Linked DNA regions of Homo sapiens: regions 2, 3, 4 and 5 are each linked to region 1. Evidence: chromatin loops called from intact Hi-C (ENCODE). Cell type or tissue: Calu3. All regions are shown on one strand.

Region 1 (5,000 bases):
TGGTTTTTGAACAGTTAAAGCTATTTTTACGGGGGCTTAAACTACATTACTCACATAGCATGCAGGAAAACAAAAAGATTTTAAAAATTGTTCTAGAAAGTTACAATAATGACATTTTCCTAGCCCTTTTCTACCACTAAATTCCAATCCTATCTCTTCACAGCCTCTCATCTATTTAAAACTGAAGTGGTTTCACTTGTCCCCTGAATTACGAGAGCCTCTTATTTAGGTACAGTTGATAGCTCCAGGTGTCATTTCATCTATTGCTGTACAATTTAGTTTTAGATGTGATCAAATTAAGTACTTGATTCCAGTTTGTCCTACACATTAACAAATTACTGGACATGGAATGTTACTATGGGACAACTAAAAAGAACATTGTTATATTTGCTCATTCTCACAATCATGATGTTTCCACTGAACTCTGATATGTATCACCCAACGTATATCCCTTCATGGTCTCCTTAGGTAGAAAGGATTTCTAGATCCTAAATGCAGGAATTTGCTTTGGCAACATTGTTTTTCTATTATGTTTATTAAATCTAAAATTCAATAAGTCAAATAAATGATTTATAATGGGAAACTGATTTAAATGGTTATAATTAATGTAAAAGTAACTTTAGAGATACTATTGATCCAATAATGTCAAATGCCAGCTGAAATTTGTGACTTGACCTTATGCCCATTTTGAAATTATGACTATAAATCAGCTGAACTTTTCTCAGGTCAATCGTGCTTTTAAAACATTTATATCTACTATTAATATGTGTTGGGTACCAATGATAAACAAAATATTATAGGAAAGCTAAACTTATAAATAATAACCATTTGATTATGAAGTCACATAAAACAGACTGCAATATAGCTGTTAGCTAATATCTGTAAATTGTTATTTTGATCTAAGTAGAATGTTTGGTGCATTTAACCAACACTATGACTCAGTAAGGTACATACCAGGACAATTTCTTAATTATAAAAGGGTCAAAAGGGATTGATCAAGGCCTTAGAGACAGGACTTTGCAATCAATGGAAGGCAAGTTTATGTCACTACATACAGGTTTATTATCACCGAAAATTCTGAGTGTAAATTTTATAATACTTTGCTTCTTACACTTAATCTATCTAATAGCCAACGAGCCTTTGGCTTTGGTTTGTTTGGGGTTTTAATATAAAAGAAACACATGTTCCTCATGGAAATATTTGAAAAGTGTGAAATAGCATGAACTAATCAAAGAAAGAAAACATATATAATCTCAACAACTTATTTAATTTTCTTAGTGTTTTTCCACACATTTTGTGATAATCAGATCTATACACACAATCTGTCACACTGAATGTCAAACGTTTTGCTTAATATTAAACCAGTGACTATGATTTTTGATATATAGACTGAATCTATGTGAATCTTGGAGATCTATATACATATATTGGTATTTATTTTTTTATTGCTGTAATAGTTTTATACTGTTTCAAAAATTATAAATTGTAATTAAAAATAAAATAATAAGCAGTTATATAGTAAAAAGTTATGATTTCAGTTGCTCTTTAAATAGCCAACCATTTTAATAGGTCAATATGAATTATTTCAAACCTTATTCAATAAACTTACATATGCATACTTTTTATTACACCAACACACTTTGTCTTACTCAATGTGCCATTTTCATTCTCTTCTTCATTGACTTCTTTCCTTGTTTGTTAATACATTGGCCTAAATGACTATATTCATAGTATTTCAGAGCATGTTATGTAATTTGATTTAACAAATACCTGCTTGATACATCTTTAGATTCTCTTTTATTTTTAGATATTTCAAAGCATGAATGTTGTGCCTATATTCTTGTTCACATTTGTGAATGATTATTTGGAAAATATTTTAAAAAGTAGAATGGCTGAATCAAATAATAGTCATTCTTCAAATTTTGCTCTCAAATTTCTGTACTATTCTAATTCTAAATAGGTATATGTTCAATCTCATTTCTCCATAAGCTGTCAGCAAACTCTATATTATATATAAAAAACTGAGCATCAAAAATGATATCTTAAAATGTTGTTGATTTTTTTCTCTTATTATCAAAGTAATTGAACATCTGTATATCTTCATCAACCAGCTAGGCTTTCTCTTTTCTTATGGCCAAGGACTCAGGATTCTTTGCCTAAAGTTACAACTATTCACCTATCACAGAAATATGTACACACATGCGCACACACACACAGCACACTATTATGACCCAGTCTTTCCCTTTGTATTTATTTTTATGAAGACTTTTAGAAAACAGAGTTCTTTTTTCTTTTTTTTTTGAAATGGAGTCTCACTCTGTCACCCAGGCTGGAGTGCAGTGGCACGATCTTGGCCCACTGCAACCTCCGCCTCCCAGGTTCAAGTGAGTCTCCTGAATAGGTGAGATTACGGGTGTGCGCCACCACACTCGGCTAATTTTTGTATTTTCAGTAGAGACAGGGTTTTGCCATGTTGGCCGGGCTGGTCTCGAACTCCTGACCTTAGGTGATCTATCCGCCTCAGCTTCTCAAAGTGCTTGGATTACAGGCATGAGCCACTGCCCCTGGACTTTAGTTGTATAAGAATAAAAATCTATGACTTTTCTTTGATTGCTTCTATATTTACATATTGCTTTATTAACTGTTGCTCATCACCAACTTTTGAAAAAGAATTCCAAATTTTTACATGCGAAATAATTTCAAACATACACTAACCTGTAAGGATAGTTCAGAAACATTAAAAACGAACTCTACAGTAGACACTTTTTTCTTAGCTGTATGAATTGAGGTTAGCCTTTGCCAATAGAGGGTGCTGGAAAGACATTGCAAACCAGAGCAAGAGAAAAGCATTTTCTTTTTTTCCTTCCTTCTTCCGGTAGGCTATTTGTCTGCCCAGTGGCCAGCGGCTCAGCTGGGAGGGGTGAGAGCACTGGTGGCATTCTCTGCAGTTGCCCTGGCAGATGCACTGTGAATGGCACTAACAGGGTTCTCCATCAGTCAACAGTGGGCAGCTCCTGCAAACCTGCGTGGCTTGTCTCAGTGGGGACGTTTCCTACAGACCAGCTGTGGCTTGTCTCAGTAGAGACATTTCCTACAGACCAGCTGTGGCTTGCACTTGCCAGCATGTTTCATCATCCCAAGCAGGCTGCTTGTGTCTTTGGCCACCATTCTTCTCCGAGGTTTGAAGTTTCGTTTAGAGTTTGTGCCCTTCCTTCGAATTTCTGATTCTATCCTTGTTCATGCTCCTTCAGCCTTAGAAGTAGCAGCTATCTTCTGAAAGAGATCTTTCTTCTCCTTTAAGCTCTTTGTTAACATTTCTCTAGATGCAATTTATTGAAAATAAAGATTTTCTGTTTACTCATGGTTTTGGTGTCCTGGCATTACCTCGGGTGATAAATTTAGTTTTTGTTTTAGTTTAAGTTTCATTTTGTATTGTGTTGTTTTCCTTATTTCTTCATATTTTTCCCTGGTTTGAAGATGTTTTTCCTCAAAGTAGTGAAAAACATTTATCCAGCAGCGATTATTGAGTGGCCAAATCTTTTCTCATTGATTTGAAAGGACACTGTTTTCAGTTAAATATCTCAATACTTGATTTTTATTCTGCTAAATTGGTTTCACTTCAATGCTGCTTCAATTACCTTCTTTTAACTTTACATGTCAATGCATTTTGAAGCAAATTAATGCGTAATACCTTTTCCTCCATTAGAAGAAAGTTGACCTTGAGTTTTCCAGGGAAATTATTTCACTGTCTTTTAATTTTTATAAAGTAATTCCATTCTTTTTAACTTCTTGTTAAACAAATGTTTTCAATCTCTATTTTTCCAGTATACTAAGTATTTTATGTTTTCATGTTCATTATTGAATTGCAAAGACAAACTGGGAAAACAGTACTGCATCAACAAAACTTTTTAGAAGATCTTCATTTTATTCTTAAAAATTGCCTATATTATTCATTTCCCAGTTTCCCATTCCAGAAAAGAGATATTCTGGCTACTGATTTGTCTGTAGTTATTCTTTCTCTATCACCTCAAGGGGGGATTGTGAAAGTTAGTCTGCATCATCCACACAGGCATAACACCCTCTCCTCAGTAGAGCTCAGTACAATGGAATCTTACTGAGTTTCCTCTAAAAGGCACTTCTTTAGTTTATTGGGCATTTCCTCTTGGAGTGCATTGGTAAATTTCAACAAAATATTTAGTTATTCTCAAAATAATGAACAATAGTAGTCTGATCACAGTTATTTTGAAAGTCTTTTTAAGAAATTGTGGCATTTTTTCAAATGGTGTATTAGCCTAATTTAAGGCTTTATTTAGATTATATTTCTTAATCAGATCATTTCTCATTTACTTCCAGCTGGACACATTTGTTAGTATTATAGATCTACTTCCTAAACCCATGAAGGTAGTTTCATAAAACTGAAATATTTCGAAGGGGAACAGAATACGTTCCTTAGTAGGTAACCGTTTTTATGGGTACTAATGCATTATTTGAGCAATTAGAGACGGTTTGAGTCTGTTGTCCTCTATGGATGCAAACTTTGCAACTAACAATTCTTGTACTCAAAGGAGGCCAAACAAGTTAAAACACTGTACATCTTTCAAAAGAAATGAGTCTCAAAATGTATTGTGAACAATTATCATAACATAGCTGCCCAGCATCTGAAACACTCCTTTATATTGCTGAATTTCTACCATAAAAGGATTGATGTGGCTCATCTCAGACCACAGAAGAAAATACGATAATTTAGTAGATTTTATTAATGTTTTCAATTATCCACTGCCTTCACTATGAAAAGATTTGCATCTCTTTCTATTGTCAAGCTGTTTTAAGTGTCTCTCTGTTGAATGAGTTTAATTTCCTGCCCCATTAACATCATGCTTGGCTTTGTAACTTGATATCATCAATGAAATGTGAGCAGAAGTGACTGCATGCAAGGCCAGAGCCAAAGATTTCACAGATAACACATCATTCTATTCTTTCACCCTAGGCCTTGAATTGTG
Region 2 (5,000 bases), 490 kb after region 1:
TATGTATATATATATGTGTGTGTGTGTGTATATATATATATATGGGAAAACTATGAACCCTAGAATATGAGTCCTTGAATATGAGTCACTAATGTATGTATGTGTGTACATATGTATATATACCGTTTCTATAATTAAATATTTGTCTTTGAGAATTATGTAAATATAAATGTGTGCAAGCAGGTTTGGTTCACTATTTTCTTACTAAAAAGTCACAAAAATACCCATTCATTTTTATTATAAAAGGTATTAATATCTCAAAGAAGACTGTATGTCAGGATATCAAAGCTGACTCTTAATTTTTCTTTTATTCTTAAATTTTTGGACTTTGGGAGACAAATAAAATTTCTGTGTTCTAGAGTTTTAAAAATGAGGAACACTTCTAATTCCACCTACTCAGGTGGCTGAGGCATGAGAATTACTTGAATCCTGGAGGCAAAGGTTGCAGTGAGGCTAGATTACACCACTAAACTCCACCATAGGCAACAGAGCAATATTGTCTCAAAAAAAAAAAAAATGAGGAAGGTCAGTTTAGAATCTAAATCAGACAGGTCTCTGTAGATAGGGATAGAAAGGACAGGTATATACTACCAAAGTTCCAGGATGATAATATGGTATTTTCTTGGAGGATACTAGAAACTTGATAATAGTGGAGAAATGCTAAGAACAGAGTTTTGCTCAGAAGGACTCATATTCAAGGGTTCATGATTTTCCCTTCATTTTTTCCTCTTTTGTCCTTTTGGACATTTCTAGAAAGATATACATATATAGATATGGATAGATAATTTTCCTGTTTGTCATTCTACTTTCTTTTAATAATTCTTAACTGTTCAAAATGTTTTAGATTTCTGTGTTTCCTTATTATTTAAACTCAAGTGATGGAGTGGCAGAAAAAACCAACTCTTCCATTATGTACTTCAGTACACTCTTGTACTGCAGTGTGTGCAGGCATGGGGCAATACACTTTCCAGGGGATTTATAAGACAGTATAAAATAAATAGCAACCAAACCAAATTAGCAGTGTTTGGAGGCAAAAATGGAAACATTTAGGGAAACATACAACATAAATAGAGTGCTGTTGAATGAATGACTAGCAGGATAGTTGAGACAAAGCCCCCTTTCACATAATTCTAACAACGTTACAATGTTACTGGAGGAATTCAACCCCATGTTTAGGAAGAGGTTAATATTTGATAAATTTTCTACACATCTCTCCATCTCTCTGTGAAAATATTTTATTTTACTTGAGATGATAATATAAACAGTTATTTTCAGGAGGTACAAAATATATTAATTGTATAATTTTTTTGGTAGTAACTTAAGGTGAAACTTGCTCAATAGGGGAAAAGTAGCTGTCATAGGAGCCTAAATAGTGGAGTAGGCTTCTGCTGCCATAAGCCACCAAGATTTATAAAGAGAAGAAATAGTCATGGCATCTGTTTGCTCAACTAACAACATTAAATTTCTATGTGCAATATTGGTAATGATGCATCTAAACCTTATGTAGTAAATAATTTATGAATCTTTTAGGGTGTCAGAGTTTTTTGGCTTTAGTCTAGGTAGAAAGGTCATCGAGTAAGTAGACAGCCTATACGTTTAATGAATATTTGTATTTGCGATGGCTCACGCTTGTGATCCCAGCACTTTGGGAGGCCGAGATGAGTGAATCAGGAGGTCAGGAGTTTGAGACCAGCCTGGTCAATATGGTTAAACCCTGTTTCTACTAAAAATACAAAAAATTACCTGGGTGTGGTGGTGCGTGTCTGCAGTGCCAGCTACTTGGGAGGCTGAGGCAGAAGAAACTCTTGAAACTGGGAGGCAGAGGTTGCAGTGAGCCGAGATCACGCCATTGCACTCCAGCCTGGGCAACAGAGTGATACTCCGCCTCAAAAAAAAAAAAAAAAAAAAAAAAAAAAGCAAAGGGTGTCGCCTGTAATCCCAGCACTTTGGGAGGCCGAGGCAGGCGGATCACTTGAGGCCAGGAGTTCGAAACCAGCCTGGCCAACATGGCAAAACCTCGTGTCTACTAAAAATACAAAAAATTAGCTGCGCGTGGTGGTGGACGCCTGTAATCCCAGCTACTTGGGAGGCCGAGACAGAAGAATCGCTTGAACCCGGGAGGCGGAGGTTGCAGTGAGCCGAGATCACACCGTTGCACTCCAGCCTGGGCGACAGAGACTCCGTTTCAAAACAAAAACAAAAACAAACAAAAACAAAAATTAGCCGGCGGGCACCTGTAATCCCAGCTACTCGGGAGGCTGAGGAAGGAGAATCGCTTGATCCCGGGAGGCAGAGGTTGCAGTGAGCTGAGATTACGCCACTGTACTGCAGCCTGGGCGACAGAGGCTCTGGCTTAAAAAAAAAAAAAAGGGAAAGGATGTTACAGAAACTCCAGATACTACTCCCCTTCAGTGGTCTGAGTTGCGCGGCGCTTTCCCGCCTGTCCGGTAGGGGGCGCCGCGCAGAAAGCCGCAGTCCCTCTGCGGAAGGCGCCGCTCTTGGCTTCGGCGGCGCCGCTGTAGCTTGGAGGCGGTACTTCCTCCAGCATTTGCCGCGAGTTATTGGCAAGTTCCCCTGCAGTTTGGGCTGTCTCTGTGGCTGGTTCTGCGGCGTGCGGCCAGCCATGGAGCGCTCTGGGCCCAGCGAAGGTGGGTTTCATGAAGCGAGTCCTGGCGGGGTGGGCCGTGTCGGGGGAGCTGGGGCGCCGCACTAACTAGGCCGCCTCTCTTTTCTTGCTCCAGTGACAGGCTCAGACGCATCGGGACCGGACCCGCAGCTTGCGGTCACCATGGGCTTCACGGGGTTCGGTGAGTGACTGCCCCAGGCAGAGACCCTCTTCCTTTTGCAGAGGTTTGAAGAGCCGCAGAGTGGGAGGGGAGATCGAGCTGTCAACTCGGAATTACTGTAGCTCGGGTGCATACCTTGCAGTTTGTCAATATTCTTCTCCCATTTGTCTTCTATTCTGCGTATCCGTTGGAACCAACTCAGGTGACAGTTATGAGAGTCCTGGAGAGAAAGGAAGAGAAAGGATTTTTCTAATTTTAAGTCACCAATAATGCTAAAATGAACATTTTTGTAAATAACAGCATTTGTACGAGGATTTTTAAAAATATGTAATTCTGTAGGGTAGATTTCTAAAAGAGAGCCTAGTTTATTCAGAAGTATAAATACTTAAAAAGCTGAAAAATTGGGTATGTGCCTTTTAAAGCTTCTTGATGCTTACTGCCGTAATACCCATCAAAAAACTTGTTTCAGGTTATACCAAAGTTAACAGAATTTAAGAATGCCATTTTTACCATATCCGTACCAACACAGAGTAGGTATTATTATTTAAAAAGAAAATTATTTTAAAAATGAAAACAAAACTTTAGTAGACTGATACATGAAAAATGATTTCTTTTTATTTTGCATTTTAAAATTATAAATGCTGTTCATCCAAACATTGGGATTCTAACTTCCTTGAACCTTTTCTCAAGGTCTTCTTGTTCTCTTTTGACCAGCGTGTATTAATTCTATGATAGTAATTAAACAGTAGACTTACACATATTGGCCTTGGGTTCTGTTCACACATACTAGTTCTGTAGTTTTTCTATTCATTTTTTTTTTTTGGGAGACGGAGTCTCGCTCAGTCGCCCAGGCTGGAGTGCAGTGGCAAGATCTCGGCTCACTGCGAGCTCTGCCTCCTGGATTCACGCGATTTTCCCGCCTCAGCCTCCCGAGTAGCTGGGACTACAGGCGCCCGCCACCTCGCCTGGCTAATTTTTTTTGTATTTTTAGTAGAGATGGGGTTTCACCGTGTTAGCCAGGATGATCTCGATCTCCTGACCTCGTGATCCGCCTGTCTCGGCCTCCGAAAGTGCTGGGATTACAGGCGTGAGTCACCGCGCCCAGCCTTTTCTATTTTTTTATTTTTTGAGATGGAGGCTCGCTCTGTCACCCAGGCTGGAGTGTACTAGTGCGATCTTGGCTCACTGCAGCCTCCTCCTCCCAGGCTTAAGCCATCCTCCCACCTTAGTCTCCTGAGTAGCTGGGACCACAGATATGTGCCACCACACCTGGCTAATTTTTTATACTTTTGGTAGAGACGAGGTTTCACCATGTTGCCCAGGCTGATCGATCTCCTGAGCTCAAGCAATCCGCCCACCTGAGCCTCTCAAAGTGATTACAGGCATGAGCCACCCCACCCGGTATAAATCCTTCATTTTAGTACATCATTCCTTTACTCAGGAGTGAGAAAGGTGTCCATATGTTTGTGCCAAATAGGGGAAAATTTTAAGAGTTTTGATAAAGTTACTGGGGGAGGAGGAGAATGTTTCCATGCTCAACAGTTCCTTGTTATAGGGCTGAGATTTCTGTTTCCCTCTTAGCTCCTTAAAGTACCTGCATTACTTCTCATGTTGCCCCTTTCGTCTTCAAGCCAACTATAACGCCTCAAATTCTTCTCAAACGTTGGATCTCTCTGACTTCTTCCGCCATAGCTGTTGTGCATCTTTGCCTTTAAGGGCCAGCTAGGATAGTTTCCCTATTTAAAAGTCCATAACCTTAATTACATTTGCAAAGGGTAACTTTTGGGACATTCTCCATTCTGCCTCCCACATTAGTGTTGTTGTTTCATAGGGTAGGGATCTAGAGGAGGATGGGAAAGTTGCCTGGTTAATAGTACTTAGTGAAGGGATTGTCATCAGAAGTTTTCTGTGACTCAAACTCCTTCTCTGATATTTTATGGTTATATTGGAGCCATGCTATAAACTAGACAAAGTAAGTGTTTATTGATCAGTATTGATCGCCTAAAGTTTGGCCAGCTTACTGCAAGACAATCACAGTCTCCCATTTGTTCATCTTTTAGGTAAAAAAGCTCGCACATTTGACTTGGAAGCAATGTTTGAACAAACTCGAAGAACAGCTGTGGAAAGAAGTTGCAAAACACTGGGTAAGAAGTTCAGATATTTGTCGTTTTATTGGTTTAAGTACTATGTATACCTCATGTAAGTATATTAAAA
Region 3 (5,000 bases), 830 kb after region 1:
GTCTTGCCTGCTGCCATGTAAGATGCGCCTGCTTCTCCTTCCGCCATGATTGTAAGTTTCCTGAGGCCTCCCCAGGCATGTGGAACTGTGAATCGATTAAACCTCTTTACTTTATAGATTACCCAGTCTCAGGGTGGTTCTTTATAGTAGTGTGAAAACGAACTAATACATCCAGTATGTGTTAATGGATGGTAGCAGCTAGAACTGACTGAGGTAGTATTCATGTAATTATAGGTGATGGATTCAGATAAATCCAAAGAGCAAGTTACGTATGCTGTCAAGCCATTTCCTGAGATGTCACTATATGCAATTACTGTGTTAAGGATACTACTGAACACTTGATCCATTGTTTTAATCTTTACTTGTCACATAGTGTAAAATCTTACAAGATATCTGTCTGTTGTATGTCAATAGAATAAAGTGTTTTTGCTTTAAAAACCTACTTAATATTTTCTTATTTTGGTTCTTGCATAGTAAGCTTCTTTCGGGACAGAAGATTCAGGAACAAATCTCATACTTGTCTTTTAATTGGTTTCTCAACAGCTGTAGGCACGCGGCAGAAAATTCAAGCATACAATAGAACGAATGGGAAATAAAGTCTCAAAACATACTGCTGGGTCAATGCATAAATGAGGAAAAGGGAAATTGTATTATGTCTTGATAGTACTAGTGGACTTTATGTGTTGAGAGAGAGTGACAGTGGGAGAGAGATGAGCAGGAAGCAGCTTCTTGCAAAGCATTTGCTTTGAGCAATTCCATAAATTCATTTTACTCTAGGACTGACTCTAACTGTGTCTCTACTCATTTCACCTCAACAACAGTAGACAAGTTTGTTACACTGGAAAAAATGACATGCAAATTGCAATAACTTTTTCAAACACTAACTTTGGGTAAGGGGTCAGAAATTTTAGAGTAATTATAAAATGTATTAATGTCTATTATACTCTAGGCACTTTCAAAGTATCTTAATATTACTAATTATGAGAATCATTCTCTAAAAGGTTATGTTATTAAATCCCGTTTATACATGAAGAGTTGAGATTTGTTACCTTGAGTGACATGAGAATCAGACCTCTATTGGTTATAACACCACTAGTAAACACTGCTGCAATAGTTGATAATATGTTTTCCCCCCAATCCTATAACATTTCCTCTATTCTTATGTAAAGTCATTATGTTTTCAAGCATCATATTCTATAATTAAATCATCATGCAGTTTTGGACAGAGAATTGGTTCTCTGGTTTTTGTTCTTGTTTTGTTTTGTTTTCCTGAAACATAGAAAAAAAATGTTTCTTTTTCTCACCTAACAGCACTGCTGCCTACATCCAGGTCTTGAGCAGTGACAGCGCCAATGATGGTCCCTACCGGAGTGTCTTCATAAACCTCCATGGTGTAGAGCGGCTTGCTGAAAACCGGTGGCTCATCTACGTCCAGCACGCTGATCTTCACCGTAGCTGTGTCTTTGAAAGGGCCCGCCGAGTGAAACCGGTGGTCAAGGTGAAGGTTGGAAGCCTCAACTTTGAAAGTGTATGCCTTCTTTGTTTCAAAATCTAAAGGCTGTAGTGAGGACAAATTAAGAATAAGGAGTAAATTTATATAGAATGTGGCAGAAATGGTGAACATTACTTCAGAGCAATTTGCAAGTTATTATCAATTATACTGGTTTAAAATTTTCATTTTTCTTAATAACTAGTGGGTAAGGGCAGCACAAGGCAAACCATTTTTTTTTCTTTTTTTTTTTTTTTTGAGACAGAGTCTCTCCCTCTCTCCCAGGCTGGAGCTCAGTGGTGTGATCTCGGCTCACTGCAACCTCCACCTCTGGGGTTCAAGCGGTTCTCCTGCCTCAGCTTCCGGAGGATCTGGGACTACAGGCGCCCGCCACCATGCCTGGCTAATTTTTGTATTTTAAGTAGAGACGGGGTTTCAACATGTTGGCCAGGCTGGTCTCGGATTCCTGACCTCAGGTGATCCACCCACCTCGGCCTCCCAAAGGACTGGGATTACAGAAGCAAGGTAAACATTTTAAGAAAAGAATCACGTCCATGTAGAAGTTTCTGGGTAACTTGTAAAGATCATCAGTTGCCTATGTTTGAAAAACTCATCATTTACGTGCAGACATACATGCTAGGTAGGGCTTAATCATTTTATATGAGCAAAGTTAAAACAGCAACAGAACAGATGTTCAGGGAAGCATTTCTCTGCTCTTATCCAATACTGACATCTAGTGGAACAAAGCAATGATAAACAAAAAAATGAATAAAAATGAAATAGGATCATTGAAGATACTCTAGATTCTAGCTGTAAATTTGGTATTGAAAAAGTGGTCCCATGAAAACTCCATATTTTGTTGTCTTATTTTATGGCATCTTATATTAAATACTTTTGGATGTCTAGATCTTTTTTTATTTTTTTTACTAGTAAATGTCTGTATCAGTATTTAAAAGCATACATAGTACTAATTTAAAAAGAATTTTTGTGTGTGTGTGTTCTCAGAACTGTATATATAAATTATGGGCGCGGTAACACATCATCAATACACATTACCAAGAATTGTGGCTTTATATATTAATATATATGACTAAATTAGAGAAGGCTGTGAAACATAATATAGAAAGTCATTTTCTATGGAGTCACGGATGCTCAGTTTTAGCTTATCGCTGCTTACTTGCACCCTCACTCTAAATATTAATTTTATGTCCACAATAACTGAAAATACACTATTCCTGAAATATGGTGCTGCTGTGGTGCTTTGTTTAAGTGATAATTTTAAGGTCAATGGCTCTGGCCTCTGATCATCTAAGAAAATCTGAGACAACACGAATTTAACATTAACATGGTGATTTTCTGGGACCTTTAAAAATTTATGTTTTCTAAAGGAATTCCTTCAAGTCTGACCCCAGTAAGTTGCTAATTGCTGTGTCAGTACCTGTTCCTTTACTGTAGTACACCTGGGGAAAATAAAGGAAGGATGGATATTTTTCTCCTTCTAAGATATGATTGCCATTTTATGCATTTCCTCTGAGGAACAAAAACAAAAACAAAAAAACACTTTTAAATCTTCGAAAACTCACAATTTCATGGAATTTATTATAACAAAACAGCAATTTCACTTGAATATGACATCAGTCTCTTTCACCATACTTTTTTATGCAGCAGGAACTATATTTATTAATTCCCTATAGGTATTCCTTTTATCATATTTTTATTTATGTGTTTATCTGCTTTGTAATCAATGTTTTCTTTTTACTTTTCTATATTTTAATTTGCTAACCTCATACCTGTTAACTTATAATATTGATTTCCTTTCATTTTCATATTTCTCCTGTTAGAAATTTTGATTTCTCTTAATACCTATATAAGCAAAGAATAGTATGCATAATATGCGATGGTTGATAATGTGGCCTTTGATGACATGAATAGAAGTGTAGTATCTGAAAAAAAGAGAGAGGATCACCCAGTGATGTTCCTTTGATCAGCCTAAAGCTTGAATACTGTGTTTTGTTGAAGAAATCAGACTCAAGAAAAGACAACTTATTGCAAGACTAGAATGATAAAATATTACCAAAGCCAAAAATGAGAAACCACTACAATTACTGCCAAGGCAAGGAAAGACACACATTTTCAAATACTTGAAGGGCCATTATGTTGACATTACTTAGGATTATTCTTTATGCCTCTGAGTGGTGAATTAATAGTAATTTGAGTTATTAACGAGAGTAAATTTAGATTAGAAAAAAGAGAAAACCTCTAATAAATAAAATCATTCTATAGTGAATTAAAACACACACACACACACACACACACACACACACACACACACACACACACACATAGATGTTTTACGTGGTGGCAAGGCTTGACATGCATCCTGTAAGGATGGAAAGATGAAAAGACAAGACTTGCCTCTCAATTCATTCAACAAATTACAGAATATTGCCATCTTGCTTAATGAGTGAGTTTGAAGAAGTACCAAGTTCTCTATAATTACATGTGTTTAAGAGATATTCAATATGTTAGAAGATATCGGAGAGAGAATGATGTGTAAGATAGAAGCGTGCACTAGCTAATTCAAATTAAGGAACATATAAAAATATGTTTTCTGTTTTTCCAAACTCTAAATGCTCTATAAATGTTAAACAATATAAGTGGTCTATGTTAGGTATCCTTAACTTGTAGTATAAGACTACTTTGATTTTTATCACCTTAGGGTTCCTTTTGCCTAGAAAGCAAATTGAGCTGACCTGGCTCATACTTACTCCCTTTCTTAGGCAAAAATTAACTTCTATCTTAGAATGTAAACGTTTGTACCAATCATTCCCCATTTCCCTCTCTACTTTCTCATATGTTGAAGTACTTCTAATTATCTATATGATTTGGCAAATTCTTTCTAGATAAGATCTTAATTTTTTTTCCCTACTTGATTACACACTACTGTTATCTAGATAATCTTGACTCTCTACAGGTAACTCCTTTTCAAGCCAGACATGAAAGGAGAATTTTGAAACCTTTAAAAGAGATGAGATGTATTCCATGCCTTTTAAGGACCCCTGACCTATAACAGCAGGCAAATATCTGGTTGTTAGGGAGACAGAGTAAGATAAAAGAATCCTGTACATACAGATTTTTTGCAACTGAAAACTTATAGCCTGTAGTGATCAAAGAACTAAAGAAAATTGTAAGAGAAATGCCACCATAGTCTCCTAGGTGGACTTACTTCTTCGTGACCCTGACTTTTAGGCAATCCCACTTGACAAAATGGTATATAGCTCAGAAAGGGCAAAGAGAACCAGCAGTGATCTGTCTTTAATTGAATTTACCTACACATCTGACTGACTACCCTCCATTTTTGGGGGGAATGAACTTTAGTTTCACAATCAATAAAAATCCCAGCATTTGAAATAAATATAGAATAAATAGGATTAGTTTCAGTGCTAGAAAATAAATCATATTCTATGATAGACATACATTATTGTGAGGTTGAACTAATTTATCTCTTGCA
Region 4 (5,000 bases), 420 kb after region 1:
TCATACTCCTCCCCTTGAAGGCAGGCTAAGCTGAGTGACTCCCATCTAAGAAATAAAACACCACAGGATTGGAATGTTACCTTCTGAGACAAGGTCACAAAGGCTAGGGTTTTAATTTTGAGTGAACTAATTTGCTCCTTACTGGTGTTTCTCTCTCTTTCTCTCCTTCAACTCTTTACGAGCCCAGCCACCATGCAAATAATTCCAAACTCTCTTTTCTGGAAAGCTCACATAAAGAACCAAGGCATCCTATTTGATATCCAGCCAAATGATTAAACATTCTAGAAGCAGACTATGATGCACTGAATTTGTGAAATCCTAACCCCCAATGTAATGATAGTAGGAGGTGGAGCTTTTGGTAGATGATAGTCTGTCTTCATGTTCGGGATTAGTGCCTTGATTATTATTTTTTATTTTTATTTATTTATTTATTTTTGAGACAGAGTTTTGCTCTGTTACCCAGGCTGGAGTGCAGTGGCGCCGTGTCAGCTCACTGCAACCTCTGCCTCCTGGGTTCAAGTGTTTCTTCTGCCTCAGCCTCCTGAGTAGCTGAGACTACAGGTACGCACCACCACACCTGGCTAATTTTTGTATTTTTAGTAGAGACGGGGTTTCACCATACTGGCCAGGCTGGTCTGGAACTCCTGACCTCGTGATCTGCCTGGCTCAGCCTCCCAAAGTACTAGGATTACAGACGTGAGCCACCGTGCCCAGCCGGGGATTAGTGCCCTTATAAAAGAGACCCCAAAAAGCATCCTTGCCCCTTCTGCCATGTGAGCTAGAGGACAGCAATCTATGAACTAAAAAGTGGGCTCTGACCAGACACCAAATCCTCAAGCACCTTGATTTTGCACCATCCAGCCTCCGGTACCATTAGAAACATTTCTGTTGTTTATAAGCTACCCTGTCTATGGTATTCTGTAGTGACAGTGCAAACAAACTAAGACATGGACCTTCCAACACAAGTTAAAGGCTTTAGGGGATGCTGCCTGGGTCAACAACATGACAGCAACCTTTACTCATGACAGACCTCGAGTCAGAACCACCTACCCAAATCCATCATTTTCCTGACTTCTATAAATTGTGTCATACATATTTATTATTTTAAGCCATTAAGTTTTAGGGTAATTTTTAAATAGAAAAATACATGAGGATAGGTAAAACTATAATTAATAGAAAAATCTAATGGCAATAATATTTACCATTGATTGACCATAAAAACTCCATTAAAATATTGCTTCTACAATTTAGTGAGAGCTTCAGTAATCAGCTTTGTCAGTCTAAAAGATGCCTCTTAGTTGATTTCACTATTTAAGTCCTGAGTAAAACAAAATGCTTTCTGTACATATGACATTATATTATATTAATAGACTTAAACAAATACAGCTTGAATATTGGAAAGGTAGAAGTAATTCATATAATATATTAAAAAACATTGACTCCTTTTTTATTTTGCTTCCTGAAAATTAGGTTTATTTTATCCTTTTTTCCTAGAAATATTACCATATTTCTAGGAGGATGAAAGTCTGTGCAAATTAAAGATGGAGGAATAAATGTTCTCGTGTAAGTATCTTGAAGAAAAATAAAAAAAGTAATTAGTTTTGGGAGACAGAAAGTGAAATGAGGGAAAGAGCGGTAAGAGGTGATATATCAGAGCCATTGGCTTTCTTCCTGTCACTGTGGACAAAAACTTTTAAACCACAGTCTGTAAAGAAAACGCAGTTTGTGTTTTTCTTCTGTTTTAGGGTGTGTGGGAAGAGCCAGTCTCATGTAATGTTCCAAACCCCACCTGGGGTCATTAGGGCAGAACAGAAATAATTGCATTTGATATTAGGTAGCTTAGCCCAAGTTTAAAATGAAGCTAGCAGGGTAGGTCTCTACCAGACTTTATTAAGAATTGTGATCTTTTCCTTTGGGCAAAGAGAGGTCATTGAAATGATTTAATACTTAGGTGAAGGGCAGACTTGAATTTCATAATTATTACCCAGGTTACAGCATGTAATTTAGAATGGAAAAGTTCAATGAGGAATTGGGAGATTAGTTATCAAGCTAATGAAATATTAATAGTTCATCTACAAATGCAGCTTTGACCTGAACGGTGAGTGGAGAAGATGATAAGTGGACATATTTGTATAATACATAGAAAAAAATCAGCAAGAAATAAGGGTAGATTGAATATGGAATAAGAGGGAGGGAGATTGGTATCAAGAATAATCTGAAATATTGGTTTTCATAAAGGGATACATAGGGTGCCACCTGGTGGAATAAGAAACACTGAAAAGGGACTTGTTACAAATGGGAGCACTGTGGATTTAATTATCTCCTGGTGAGCTTAAGATGACTTGCAGATTTCTAAGGGAAACTGTCACAAAATAAATTGTATATGTGGGCCTGAGGTTTTAAAGAGAGGCCTAAGATATACAGGAAATTTAATTTTGTGAGTCACATAATATAGATTAACAGTGAAGCTCTGTGTTTGAGATTGCCTGTTGGTTACATTGAGTGGCAAGGGAGAGGGCAAAGAAGTGAGCATTCAATGACTGTGCACAGAAGAAGAGTGACTCTACAAAGGAGACAGAGAGGGAATGATCTAAGGAGTAGGAGGGACACACGATGAAGATGACATCTTAGCAACAAAGAAAAAAGGAAAGGAATGCTTCATGTTAGAGTGTATGTTGAATATTAATGAATAATGGCAAAGGTCAAATAAGAAAAAAAAAAAAACGAAAACAAAACACCACCCCTTCCCACATCCATTTATGTTATAGTTATTACTCTCCACAAAATTTGTTATGATGGCCCAATATCTATGGACACTAGATAAGAATTGTGGAAATGGAATCAATAAATGCATAGAACTCTTTGATAAGTTTTGTTGTTGAGATGAGATGAGAAATAAAAATACAGTCACAGCTTTGTCCTTGCCACCTGAACATGCTTAAAAACAGATAGTAAGTCTCTGTGTCAGAGGAAGAGTTTAACCATCTAAAAGTGATAAGGAGCAATAGACTGTGCGGTTTCTGAGAAGGTAGTAGGGAAAGGGATCCATTAGGGAAAGGATTATATCACATACTGGGGTAGTTATGATGTGGGATCATAGGTTATGGATTTCTGATATGTGAAGAGAGACAATTAGGCAGACAAGTCAAGTGACTGAGTTAGCAAGAGAATAGTCAGATAGTGTTAAAATCCTCTGTGAATTTGCTATTTATGGATTTATGGTAGTTCCAGTATGTTCTATCATGTTCTCCTAGAGTTAAGCTGTTTCAAAGCAAGTGAGATACAGGATATGGACAAATGAACTTAGAGCATTGGCAAAAATGTAACTGAAATTATTGATGAAATGAAGAACAAATCTAGAAATTTCATAACATATTAGAATGAGAGGCTGTAGGTGCAAAGAGGAGAACACTTTAATTAAACCAGTAGTCACTTGAAATGAAAACGGAAAATGTATGACTGTAGACATGCGTGGTTAAAGTTGGCATAGGAGAATCTCAATAGATTTGAGGTAGTGAAGAAACTAAAAGACTACAGTCTTGCACCAGTCATTCTCACTGACCTTGAAACTGACTACAGGGTTAAAAAGTCTTGAAGTAGGCCGAGCGTGGTGGCTCATGCCTAAAATCCCAGCACTTTGGGAGGCTGAGGTGGGCGGATCACCTGAGGTGGGGAGTTCAAGACCAGCCTGGCCAACATGGGGAAACCCTGTCTCTACTAAAAATACAAAAATTAGCCAGTCGTGGTGGCGCATGCCTGTAGTCTCAGCTACTGAGGAGCCTGAGGCAGGAGAATCACTTGAACCCAGGAGGCGAAGGTTGCAGTGAGCAAGATTGCACCACTGCACTCCATCCAGGGCGACAGAGCAAGACTCCATCTCAAGAAAAAAAGAAAAAGACTTGAAGTGTAGAACAAGGCCTGGAGACAGGAGCCAAAGTCTCCTATGAAGTGGAGAGATTAACTCAGATTTCCTTGGATTGCAGAAATGAAGGTGAAGCTGATGATAATAGTTGACTGTTCTGAGCTTTCTGGATTTTTCTTCTTGTATATTTTGTTTCTTTGTGTTATTATTTGTTTTTAAAGAGGTTGTGAGAACCAGTGACATGAAAATAATAATAATAATAATAATAATAATAATAATAATAATAATGATAATGAAGGACAGAGGGCATGGTCCAGCTTTCCTAAATTGAGGGATACTATACTACTGGTGCATCTCTGGGTGAGCAGGAAGACTCTTCAGTCCTGGAGGTAGAGAAAACGCCTGGGCCAAGTTTCATAGCATACAGGAATGCTCTAAATATGAAATTCTCAGGGAGCACACTGAGAATTATGGAATTTGGGATTTATGAGCAGCCAGGTGCTGAGGTTCAGTAAAAGTTGAATAGCTGGGATGAACTCACTGGGCCATGAGGAATGAAAATATGTAAGAGAGAGATATTGGTCAGTGTACGAAAAGTTGCACATTTGTATTTTGGGACTATAAAGGATATATGAGACAAAACACAAGAAGTATCTGAGTTGGCTTCTCATTAGGTAATTAGAGAGCTGGAGTGAAAATATTCAGTTCCTAGAAAAGATTGTCTTAAGGAATGCGAGACAGGAAAATATCGTGGTAGAATTGTATTGTATGTTTATAGAGAAATTAAAACAAAGAAATGATCAGGATCAGCCAGTGTAAAATATTTTTTTTTCTAAGCCAGGTGTTCATTAGCTTTTTAGATAAATACCAACTTCATGAGGGATTATGTTGCTTTACCTTAACTGCAACCCTCAAACACTGGTATTTGCATTTTCATGGAAATCTGATGAAGAAAAATTTTTTAGGGGAAAAAATGTAGGAATAAAAGACAGAAAAAGGAGAGGAAAACCTAAAGTAGAATTTTAAACACTAAAATATTCAGAAATTTAAAAAATAATGAATCAAGGTTACCACAAATAGGTAGCTAGATATCATGTCTAAGAAAATCACTGAGAAAAAACAGGCCAGATTTTTATAA
Region 5 (5,000 bases), 180 kb after region 1:
ATTTGAAATGTTCTCATTAAAAAATGATAAATATGTGAGGTCATGAATATGATTATTAGTTTGATTTAATCATCCCACTATGTTTATGTTCCTATGTTTGTATGCATATAAATCAAAACATCACATTGTATACCAAAGATACGTAATCTGTAATTTATCAATTAAAAATAATTATTTTTTAAAAAATATAATTCCCAATTACTATGCTACATTCGTGAAATTAGAAATAGTGGTCCATCTACTGCCTCTAGAATTAGCTTACCCTGTGAAGGACAATGTCTAGGTTTTAGTGTCCTTTTAACGAAAATGACACTTAATTGGTGAATTATATACCCTTCTCTCAACAACACCTTAAAAATCCTCTAATATTACATGTAGAAATTGGTAACCTCACAGACAAAAAGAAAAAATTAGTATAGCCATGGAGAATTAGACTAGAGAAAGTGTGTTTATCTTACATTAAAGGTAAGTACTAAAACTTAGACTACTATTAATCTTTATATCTAGGTGTGCATTTCCAGTCAATTTTATATTGGATTTTATAACCATTTTGATTTTGTGTATCAGTTAACTAATTAGTATAAACATTACATAAACTGTATGATCGATTAGGAAATTGTAGTGTCTAGATATAATGTCATTCACAAAAGATAAACTGATGGCTGGCTATTATGATTCTTACTTTACCAAGTAACAAATTTAGCATTATGAAATCTGTAGTTAGTTTACTTCTGCAATGAACATAACATTAAAATTGTTGTAATAATATGTTTCTCCAATTTTTTATATAATGCATAAAGGACAAAAGATCAAGCCACTTCTATATCTTGCCTGTTAATCAGAAAATATCTTGGATTTATAGCTATGTACTAATCACAAAGTCTTTCTTAGAAAAGTATTAAAAGTGATTTTATACTATATAATATTATTTATTAAATCCTATGTGATGTTCTCCTCACAACTAGTGTCTTCATAGTTTAATTTTTTTCTCTATTTTTTTAAAAGTCAGAATTGTCAAGGGTTATGTCATATTAGTATCAAGATAGTTGACCATAATTTTAGATATTAGGCTGAGACATATCAGGACAGCTAACATTTCAATGTAAGTCAATGAAATATATAGATGGTTATATAATTAGGAATTAAGGAAAGAAGCATGAGAAAGGCTGCATAAAGGAAACTTCTCTCGGATAATCCTTATAAGCATGGAAAATATACTTTTTCACAAAACTTAAGACACAATGCAAAATGATGCTATTCCATTTTTAAATGAATGTTCACTTTTATAAAGTCTTACATAAGTAATTGTAGATAATGGCTCAGGCAACATTTTAGTACCATTGCCTGCATGTTTTGAAATTTTGATGTCCTTCTTTATGAGGGATGGATGTGGCAATGCTACCAAGACTTTTTAATACAATGTACTAAAATTTTTAATATATAGGATATAATACTTGGAACTATGAACTTATGAGTAACATTAAAAGGGAAAACTGTTAAAAAAATGAATAATTTGATTACAAGTTATTTTTTAAGAAACAGAATCATCAATAAAATTTTGAAATAGAAAATGGACCCAAACAGCACAGTTAGTTTAGAGATTTAAAGAACATCTTTCAGATATTATTAGCTGTCTCTTGAAAGATATCTGCTTGCAACGCAACCAAAGTCTTACAAATGTGTACAGTTTAACATACCTACTTGGGGGAGAAACATATCTCAATATTTTCAGATAGAAAAAAATCTATTTTGTTATCATGAAACTTCAGAACATATTTCAGAAGAACCCAACATAATACATGCCAATTTTAACATTTCTTTAATTAAGAAAATATTTTATAAATAAACATTTCTAGTGTTTAACTTCAAATGCTATTTTTATAATCCTCAACAGAAAGGATATTAGAACACAGTTTTAAATATATCACTACTACAAATGTTCTGTCACTGAAAAATACTTGTAACAGAACATTTATTTAGGAACATTTTGCAGAGTAATTTTTATTTATTTTACTATGTTTTTGAGACGGAGTCTCACTCTGTCACCCAGGCTGGAGTGCAGTGGCGCCATCTCAGCTCACCACAACCTTTGCCTGATGGGTTCAAGCGATTCTCATGCCTCAGCCTCCCAAGTAGCTGGGACTACAGGCGTGTGCCACCATGCCTGGCTAATTTTCGTATTTTTTTTGGTAGAGACGGGGTTTCATCATGTTGGCCAGGATGGTCTTGAACTCCTGACCTCAAGTGCTCTGCCAGTCTCAGCCTGCCAAAGGCTTTTGCAAAGTAATCTATATGTCTCCCCTTTTCTTTTTATTATTACCTTTTTTTTATTTTGCTTTGGTTTACTTATTAGCCAGAATATTTTGTTTGATAATTAACATTACATTCTTTTGAGAAAATCAAATAAGAGCAAACAATACAAATCTACTCTCAGAAACAGTGACATCCTCTACTATGTGGTCTGTGTAAAATAATTTATATTTCACTACATTTCTTTTGTATGCTGAAAAATCACCTTTTAATAATGAATAGGACAGAGCCATATCATCTCTCTCAATTGAGAAATTTAATGTACTTGTTAGGTGACATGCAGATAAAGCTAAAATGCAAACCCTATACTTACTTCTTTAATATTTATATGTTTATTTTGAACCAAGAAAATATTTCCATATCATTACACATCGGAATTATTGAAAGAGGCACTTTTTATAGAAATTAACTTTTAAAATTAAATCCTCTTTCCTACTCCAAATTGTTCCACTTAATGCCAGAAATATCTTACATAAAATATCCACTGGTCTACTCACATGACAGCAACTTTTATTGCAAAAGGATATGCCAGAGTTTGATTCATTATTATGTCACAGTTATGACTCATCTCTTAGGGTAACACAATTGTCATGTTAGCTGTGTGGTTTTCAATTTACTCTTGACTTAAGCAGGAAATAAAAGAATGTCCAGCTGAGAGATTGCCAGGGGTGTTGAAATGAGTCATATGCATTAGCAGGCATTATTTACTCATAAATCCCATATTTATTGGGAGCATTTTGCAATTCCAGAAGGTGATCATAAAGTTATCTTGGCTATGTGTTGGATCAGTAGCAAACAGGAATTGCTATTATGAAATCATTACACTGAAGTGTGTCTGATGCCTGAAATAGATCCTCATATTCAAAAGAATATCAACGACTAAGGCACTTACCAAACTACTTGATACAAATATGGAAAATGGCTAACTACTCTGTCAAAAATTTATATTGATTTTATAGGTACATTTCACATGAATACTTGATTCTTTTAGCTGCTTCAGAATAGCTTGAGCTAATTCTACATCAATCTCATATCATCAGTGTAGCATCCTGTGTTATTCCAGTGACACTTGGTAAGAACCAGTGTATCTCCTCTAGAGCCATCTGCTATTAATTTTGAAGCTAAGCCTCCCAGAATTTCACTCATCTGGAACCTAGGGGCAACACACACACACACACACACACACACACACACACACACACACAGACAAACACACACTCTTTTCCAAATATTGGAGTGTTAAAGTATTAAACTAGTCATCTATAAAGTAGAGTGTTTCCTGTGCAGCAAGTAGAAGTGTAATTAATTATACATGTACTGTATTTTGAAGTCCATTTGGAAGTACATGAGTTGACTGATTTGTCAAGGGTCTTAAACACAATCATTAATCTAATCATTTATCTCCTGGAAATCTGTTTGAGTGAGACATTATTAAAAATGTTTGGTATAAGAAAATGTATTGCAGTGCTACTAATAGAAAACATAAATCCAAAATATAGTAATGGTAACAATAATAACAAATTATTAATATTTATTGAGCTCTATATGACTGACCCACGTCTATGCCTTGCTCTGTATTATTTAATCTTGTCAACAACCTAATAAGTTAGGTTCAAGTATTATATGCATTTTGAAAATGAAGAAACTGCATGTTTGCTTGAGCACAAACAATCTGACTTTTTAAATATTCATGAATTAGAGAATACTAATGCTATTTAAACTATACGGCAAAAGTTGTTACTAATAATCTTTATTATAAAACAACTGAGTGTCTATATATATGCATATTTTGCATGAATCTTACTTTATAGCTAAAATGTAATCAACCATTTTCTGTCCCCAATTCCATTAAACAATATGCGAGATGAATATATTCTCATTCTTGAGATTTTCCACCATCTCTAGGCAGGGCTGAATCTTTGGATGGGTGACTAGTACAGTTCCACAGCGCCCAACTCTTAGAAGGGCCAGCACTTAAGAGTTTAATGATCTTCATTGCAAGCTTTTAATTCTTTTTTTTTTTTTTCTGAAACAGAGTCTTGCTCTGTTTCCACGCGGGAGTGCAATGGCATGATCTCGGTTTATTTTAACCTCTGCCTCCCAGCTTCAAGTGATTCCCCTGCCTCAGCCTCCCAAGTAGCTGAGACTACAGGCACACACCACCACACCCGGCTAATTTTTTGTATTTTAGTAGAGACAGAGTTTCACCATGTTGGCCAGGATGGCCTCAATCTCCTGACCTCGTGATCTGCCCGCCTTGGCCTCCCAAAGTGCTGGGATTACAGGCGTGAGCCACCAAGCCTGGCCTAATTCTTAATGATATCTCTGAATTTGTATTTTTAAGTAAATTCTGATGGGATAATGCGTCATGTGTCCAGGACTTGAAGCTGCTATTCCCTCATGATCCTGACACCTGGAATTTGCACCTCACAGGACCCCAGCCTTGCTGCTCTGCCCATTGACCTCTGCCACCCTCCATACCGGGTGTGAGTTACCACCAGAAGAAGTCTGTGGCAGCAGCAGTCTTTGCCTTATTCTGACAGTGCCAAAGTGTGTTTGGTGGGTGACTCAGCTGAGTTGAGCCTCTTGCCAACTCCCAACACAGGTGCAGAGTGCATCTGAGCATGGAGGTTCTTGACTCTTATGACATGAAAAGTGCAATGTGAACATAAAATTGTGAATGATGTGAC

What was found. Hi-C counts contacts between places; a loop is a spot of excess contacts. Peaks named below come from ENCODE experiments on the same cell type or tissue, not always from the same donor. Only the 100,000 strongest peaks of a DNase experiment are listed, where the experiment ranks them.
Region 2: it touches region 1 in a loop (11-fold over the local background); 6 of 110 quality-filtered maps call a loop at or near these places.
Region 3: a loop joins it to region 1, with 10 times the contacts of the local background. A loop is called at or near these places in 8 of 110 quality-filtered maps.
Region 4: a loop joins it to region 1, with 12 times the contacts of the local background. A loop is called at or near these places in 6 of 110 quality-filtered maps.
Region 5: a loop joins it to region 1, with 2.5 times the contacts of the local background. A loop is called at or near these places in 4 of 110 quality-filtered maps.

The regions. Positions count from the first base shown.
Region 1 is chr5:20,969,723-20,974,722 of GRCh38, forward strand. No RefSeq gene overlaps it. Among named protein-coding and RNA genes, the nearest start is that of LINC02146, 360 kb to the left of the region's middle. In Calu3, no CTCF peak of the experiment used is centred here; a DNase peak (open chromatin) is centred at 2,909.
Region 2 is chr5:21,456,937-21,461,936 of GRCh38, forward strand. It overlaps the pseudogene GUSBP1. Among named protein-coding and RNA genes, the nearest start is that of SNORA105A, 430 kb to the right of the region's middle. In Calu3, a CTCF peak has its summit at 2,460 (motif pointing right); a DNase peak (open chromatin) is centred at 2,475.
Region 3 is chr5:21,800,863-21,805,862 of GRCh38, forward strand. It overlaps CDH12 (cadherin 12), which reads right to left. Exons shown (of 15, transcript NM_004061.5): 10 at 1,305-1,558. Among named protein-coding and RNA genes, the nearest start is that of SNORA105A, 81 kb to the right of the region's middle. In Calu3, a CTCF peak has its summit at 2,207 (motif pointing left); no DNase peak of the experiment used is centred here.
Region 4 is chr5:21,389,418-21,394,417 of GRCh38, forward strand. No RefSeq gene overlaps it. Among named protein-coding and RNA genes, the nearest start is that of SNORA105A, 490 kb to the right of the region's middle. In Calu3, no CTCF peak of the experiment used is centred here; no DNase peak of the experiment used is centred here.
Region 5 is chr5:21,149,857-21,154,856 of GRCh38, forward strand. All of the region lies in intron 2 of LOC102723561 (a long non-coding RNA gene), which reads right to left. Among named protein-coding and RNA genes, the nearest start is that of LINC02146, 540 kb to the left of the region's middle. In Calu3, no CTCF peak of the experiment used is centred here; a DNase peak (open chromatin) is centred at 2,965.